Linked DNA regions of Homo sapiens: region 1 is linked to region 2. Evidence: chromatin loops called from intact Hi-C (ENCODE). Cell type or tissue: endothelial cell of umbilical vein. All regions are shown on one strand. Links, peaks and the distances in the headings refer to the core of each region. The heading gives the core; the rest is flanking DNA. Region 1 overlaps LOC124904606 (a long non-coding RNA gene). Region 2 holds the start of TPGS1 (tubulin polyglutamylase complex subunit 1).

Region 1 (2,902 bases), core at 316-2,815, 120 kb after region 2:
TGTTGCCAATTAAAAGTCAAATCAATGCAAGTAAACAATCTGCAGTTTTCACAGGTTATAGTTTGAGAGTCTGGTTTAATAACTATATTTCCTACAACTAGCATATAAGGGGGGGCTTTACGCAACTTTGTAAAGGAACCGTTGGACTGGAATTTAGGTGGATAGTATAAAATGGCTTACAATCTCTTGTTTCTAAAGTTTGATTTCCAGACCAAATTCTAATGTGGTGTGAGGCCACAGTAAGCCTCCATAATTCTGGATGTTCAGGACCAGAAACAGGACTTATTATTTTTGGTCTTGGGGTAGAGATTCCTTTTTCTCCCCATACCCAAGGGTAGAAAGACTGTAATTTTTTATGCTTATGTTTGTCTAGAGTTTCTGTTAAGTCGCTATCAACAGCTGGACTCACTTGTGCACTTGGACACGACCGAGTTTGTCCTGAGCAACTGTGGTAGAATTGACTCGAGGTGCCCAATCTATAATAGTTCCGAATTCATTGTTTTGTAATATCACCGCACTATTGGCCACACATTCTTTCCAAACTAAAACTTCTGTATTTTTTGATCCTTTGGGAATTTCCTTGGGGCAAGGTTTCCCTATAGGTCTAAATTTTAATGATCTTTGATAAGAAAAGTCTTGTAAATAATTTACCCGTGGCCTGAGTGACATCCCGCTTACCATGTGATAAGTGAATCTACTGATGGGACTGACAGTAGGTACTTCCACCAACCAATTTTGGACTGTAGGCATTAAACATCCTGGTGCTTTCCCTAGGCAAATAGGAGGATAACGATAACTATGTTTGCCGACGTGACCTCAGTGACACAAAGAAACCTTCTGCCCCCACCTCCCTCCCAGTCACAGCTCACCAGGCGCCTTCTGCCCCCACCTCCCTCCCAGTCACAGCTCACCAGGCGCCTTCTGCCCCCACCTCCCTCCCGGTCACAGCTCACCAGGCGCCTTCTGCCCCCACCTCCCTCTCAGTCACAGCTCACCAGGCGCCTTCTGCCCCCACCTCCCTCCCACTTCATCAGTTCCAGGGAGCTTTCTTTCAAAATGATACTACTTTTCTTGAAAGTTCGCAATTATTTCAAAACAACAACACAAACAAAGCCAGAAAGGCATGCAAACAAACAGCAGTGAGAACAAAACAAGGTTACTAACCAGCTCCTATGCTCTGCCCCAGGCTTGGGCCTGCTCTCTCTCTGTAAAAACCATTGACAATGCTGGGGACAGTTGAACTTTCATTTGCACCAAGCTGCGACTTTCCCCTTGGGGTAGCCAGGACTGGCCCTGAAGGAAAAGGGAAGTAATTTCTCATCACAGTATTTGGTGTTCTGTAGTCTGGGCCTTGTGTTGCTGGCGGCACCTGGAGGGCACCGCTCCGAGCCCCTCCTCTGGGAAACAGGCTGTGAATTGTGGATGACACCGCGGGTCACTGTGCGAGGGAAGAGCACGGTTGTGCCTGTACCCAGGGGAAAGCCCGGCCCCACCCGTCACCCTCGTCCAGTGACATCTGTGGGATTTCTCCTCAGCCACGACCAAGGCTGTTCTGTTCCCACCCAACACTGCGAGAGCAGGCCCGGAGGGAGGTGGCAGCGAATGATCTAGGTTCTGCGGGAGCTGACGTGGGTTCGCGCCCGGTGCAATCCCGGGCCAATGCACTGCCTCTCTGAGCTCGTTTTCTCCTTGGTGAAACGAGGGTGGTAATGGGGAAAGCCGCCCTCGCAGGACAGGCTGTGGGGACGATTCGGTTCGGGAGCCCTCGGTCCAGGGTTAATCCTGGCGAGGGGAGACCAACTGCCCTTGACTGCGGCGGCAGCTGGTGGTCGCCTGTGGTATTGCTGCCTCCTCGCCGGGGGCCGCGGGCCGTCACTCACTCTCGAGGCTTCCTGGAATTCTCTTCTGCACTTTGGGAGGCCGAGGCGGGCGGATCACTTGAGGACGGGAGTTCGAGACCAGCCTGACCAACACGGAGAAACCCCAACTCTACTAAAAATACAATTAGCCAGGCGTGGTGGCGCGCGCCTGTAATCCCAGCTACTCCGGAGGCTGAAGTAGGAGAAATGCTTGAACCCAAGAGGCGGAGGTTGCGGCGAGCCGAGGTCGCACCACTGCACTCCAGCCTGGGCAACACGAGCGAAACTCCATCTCAAAAGAAAGAAAGAAAGAAAGAAGTTCTGTTCTGAATGCTGCTGGAAGTCCAGGCATGAACAAGATAAATCACAGTCTCCACCCTATTGGAGCACATATGCTAATGAGATAAAAAGACAATAAATATGTAAAAAGTCAACACAAAGCAAGATCATGATACATGCAACTAAGCAAACAAACTCCCCATAGATTTAGGTAGAAAAATGAGGGGGCCCTACTTTAGACGAGGTGATTGGGGAAGGCTTTTTGGAGGAGGTGATATTTAAGGAGAATCTGGAAGGAGTCATGCCCCTGAATTGGGAGGGGGTTACTGAGCCCCGAACTGAGCTGGCGTGTGCAGCAGAAAGGCCCGCGTGGCTATGAGAGCAGGCCTGAGAGAGGGACAGGGGAGGGGACTAGCCTGGCGGGCCTGGGGAGGGAGCCAGGCAGCAGGGGGTCTCCATCCTGAAGTAGAAGTGCTGGGGGCCCACACCCCCGACTTGGGTGGCTCTGACCACTGGGAACAGGAGAAGGGTGTGCTTCCGTTGTGCGTTGCTGCATGACACGCAGCCCGGCCAGCAGTTGACGGCGGGCATTCGTCACTCTTCGTGATTCTGCGTTCTGCGCTAGGACATGACCTCACTAGGCAACAGGAACTTTCCAGCTCCGTCACAATCTTACACAGCTGTTGTGGACCGAAACGAGGTATGCTGCTGAAGCTGTAATAGGTGCTCAGCAGAATCAGCCATGCCTTCCCTCTGTAGGCTTA
Region 2 (2,872 bases), core at 1-2,500:
CGCCCAAGCCGGCCCACTGCGCACCTCTGGGAGTGGTGGGCCAGGCGAAGGTGCCATAGCGCGCGGCCCAGGCGCTGCTGCTGCAGCAGGAGCTGGCCCGGGGGCTCCCCGGCGCCGCCGTTTACAGGCGAGCGCAGGCCCATGTTCTCGAAGTAGTGAGCCAGGAAGGCGATCGGCTCCTCGGGCCGCGCCTCCAGCACCTTCAGCAGGGCCGCACGTAGCATTTCCGTCACGCCGACCTGCCGCAGGAAGTCCTCCTCGCTCTCGGCCGCCCCCGCCGCCCGGGATACCGACTGGCGGCCGCTGTCCGTGAAACCGGCCGGCGGTGGTACCGCTTGCCGCCGCTTCTCCACTGCCGCCATCTTCGCTGAGGGCAGCGGGACCGGAAGCACCGCCATATTCCACTGTGCGCTAGAGCCCCCCCAAGGCGGCCATCTTGATTAAGGGCAGAGGGCACCGGTATCCCGCTGGGAGACTTTGGGAAGTGACAAGGGTACGCTACCACTTTCCTTGTGTCCTTATTGGCACTCTCTCTTCTCCTCCCTCTTTGTGTATATTGATTGGCTCTCCTGGCTTTGGCCTCGGTCCTGAATTTTGCCAGACTCCAAAATGGCTGCCTCGGAAGTGCTTCGTTTCTGGCACAAAGCCGGATTGCTTGCCATTTGGGTAGTGAGCGAGTCCTTCATTAGCATGGTCTCCTAGCAACCAGTCTCCCTGGTTAGCAGAGAAGCCTGACGGAGCATGCGCGGGGCTGGACCTGCCCAGGACTGCTGGACCCAGCCCCGCGCCCGGCCCCCAGACCCTTTTCTCATGTTCATCTCTGAGCCTTGGTGCTGGGGGTCGAGCTCAGCCTGGCCTTCCGCCTAACTCAGTCAACGTCTGAGTGCGTAGCTCACCTCGTGGGAGAAGCCCCCTCCCCAGCTCCGCTGCAGCTGCGCTGAGCCCCTATTGGCGGCCACACGGGCGAGCATCCCGCGCTGTTACCCCCTGACCGCCAGAGGGAGCTTTCTGACACCGCAGCCTCCAGAGCTGTAAACTCTGCCATGGCTCTCCAGGGCCCCCGGGCTGGCACCTCCAGGCCTTCATCGCCTGACCTCGCTTCCGGCCGCCCTCCCGGCCCTCCCAACCCTCCGCAGCCCGCAGCCACCTCAAAACACAAGCAGTCTCCTCCATAAGCCGCCTCTGGGTGTGTTTCCCCAGGCGACCTCTGTGGATCTTCCCTCACTGCTTTCGGGGACTCCTGGTTAAGCTTCTCACCGAGGAAACCACTAAGCCCTCGCGTTTCCCCGCCCCGGGCAGAGCTTGCTGGGTGCCGTCCCCGTCCCTCAGGGGCGTTGCCCCGGGCAGGGGGCAATGAGAGCTGTTTGCCGGGGGACCGTTCCACCATCCTCCCAGCACAGGAATCTCTGGCGGGCAGACCAAATGCCCTTTGTAAAACGTGAAGTAGAGGTTCCTCTTCAAATGAGACTTTCCTCCCCATCTAATTAGGAATAAATAGTAACTTCTCTTAGAAGCAAAATGTATTCAAAGGCCTGTGGTAGGCCGGGCGCGGTGGCTCACGCCTGTCATCCCAGCACTTTGGGAGGCCGAGGCGGGCGGATCACGAGGTCAGGAGATCGAGACCATCCCGGCTAACACGGTGAAACCCCGTCTCTACTAAAAATACAAAAAATTAGCCAGGCGTGGTGGCGGGCGCCTGTAGTCCCAGCTACTCGGGAGGCTGAGGCAGGAGAATGGCGTGAACCCGGGAGGCGGAGCTTGCAAGTGAGCCGAGATCGCGCCACTGCACTCCAGCCTGGGCGACAGAGCGAGACTCTGTCTCAAAAAACAAACAAACAAAAGACCTGTGCTAACATTCTTTGTTAATTAATTGTTAATGTTATATTGAATATATATAATGTAATAAGGAAATCAACATACTTTATGTTCTTAGTGCCCACAATGTAGGCTAAATATCTGCCCTGGCATGCTTATACTGGTCCAAGCAAGCATTAGGTCATAACCTGTTCCTCTTCCTTATTTGAAGGTGTTTTTACCTTTCTTAGCATTCCACAAGCTACTTCTTCCTTCCTTTGTTCTCCTCTGCCTTTGCCTCTTTTTAAAAGTTCCAAGCTGCTAGCCGATCGGGATAAATACAGAATGTGAGGTCCCGTTCCAGCCAATGGAAACCGTCCCGTTCCAGCCAATGGAAACCGGACAGAGCAGTAGGGTGGACGCGTCAGGTTATAAATGACCCTGTCTCCTTTGTTCTGGATACTCTCGTGGCAAAACTGCTGGCCAGTGTACCCTTTCTGCAGAAAGTAAAACAGTGGCCTTGCTGAGGAAATGACATTTATATTCAAGTGCTATTTCTTTACGGCACCGGGGAACAAGCATTTCTAACACTTTCTTCTCCAGCCCCGGACTGTGGGATGAGGGAGATGGAGCCATCAGGGCAGGACCCACAGTCAACCCTCTGCTGTCCGGAGCCCTCAGACCTCTCCTCTCCACGGAGTGGGTGTCAACTGAGAAAACTGACACGTTTGTATCATTTTAGGAGGTTTATTTGCCAAAGCCTCAGGAGGTCCTGACGACAGGGGCCCAGGGTGGTCAGGGCACAGCTTGGTCTTACGCATTTTTAGGGAGACGTGAGACATGAATCAATGTATGTAAAAAGTACGTGGTTCCGTCCAGAAAGGTGGGGACCACTCAGGGAGGGGCTTCAGGTCATGGGTAGGTGAGACAAACAGTGGCCTTCTTTTGAGTTTCTGATGAGCTTCTCCAAAGAGGCAATCAGAACATGCATCCATCTCTGTGAACAGAGGGATGACTTTGAGTAGAATGGGAGGCAGGTTTGCCCTGACCAGTTCTCAACTTGAAGGGGTCCAAGCTA

Evidence for each region. A loop is a pair of places that touch in the nucleus more often than their neighbours do. Peaks named below come from ENCODE experiments on the same cell type or tissue, not always from the same donor. Only the 100,000 strongest peaks of a DNase experiment are listed, where the experiment ranks them.
Region 1: it touches region 2 in a loop (19-fold over the local background); 10 of 110 quality-filtered maps call a loop at or near these places.

The regions. Positions count from the first base shown.
Region 1 is chr19:382,992-385,893 of GRCh38, reverse strand. It overlaps LOC124904606 (a long non-coding RNA gene), which reads right to left. Exons shown (of 3, transcript XR_007067071.1): 2 at 1,165-2,902; 3 at 1-770. Among named protein-coding and RNA genes, the nearest start is that of SPMAP2, 8.4 kb to the right of the region's middle. RefSeq lists enhancers at 1,352-1,471, 1,033-1,559, 1,552-1,751, 1,560-2,086, 2,832-2,901. In endothelial cell of umbilical vein, for the core only: a CTCF peak has its summit at 1,821; no DNase peak of the experiment used is centred there; H3K27me3 peaks cover 1,261 bases.
Region 2 is chr19:504,997-507,868 of GRCh38, reverse strand. TPGS1 (tubulin polyglutamylase complex subunit 1) reads right to left here and starts at 372. Exons shown (of 2, transcript NM_033513.3): 1 at 25-372. The coding sequence starts at 362. MADCAM1-AS1 (MADCAM1 antisense RNA 1) reads left to right here. Exons shown (of 3, transcript XR_936221.4): 1 at 1-493. It overlaps MADCAM1 (mucosal vascular addressin cell adhesion molecule 1), which reads right to left. Exons shown (of 5, transcript NM_130760.3): 5 at 2,526-2,872. RefSeq lists enhancers at 227-566, 439-1,296 and a silencer at 1,097-1,226. In endothelial cell of umbilical vein, for the core only: a CTCF peak has its summit at 964 (motif pointing right); a DNase peak (open chromatin) is centred at 588; H3K4me3 peaks cover 1,410 bases; H3K27ac peaks cover 1,461 bases.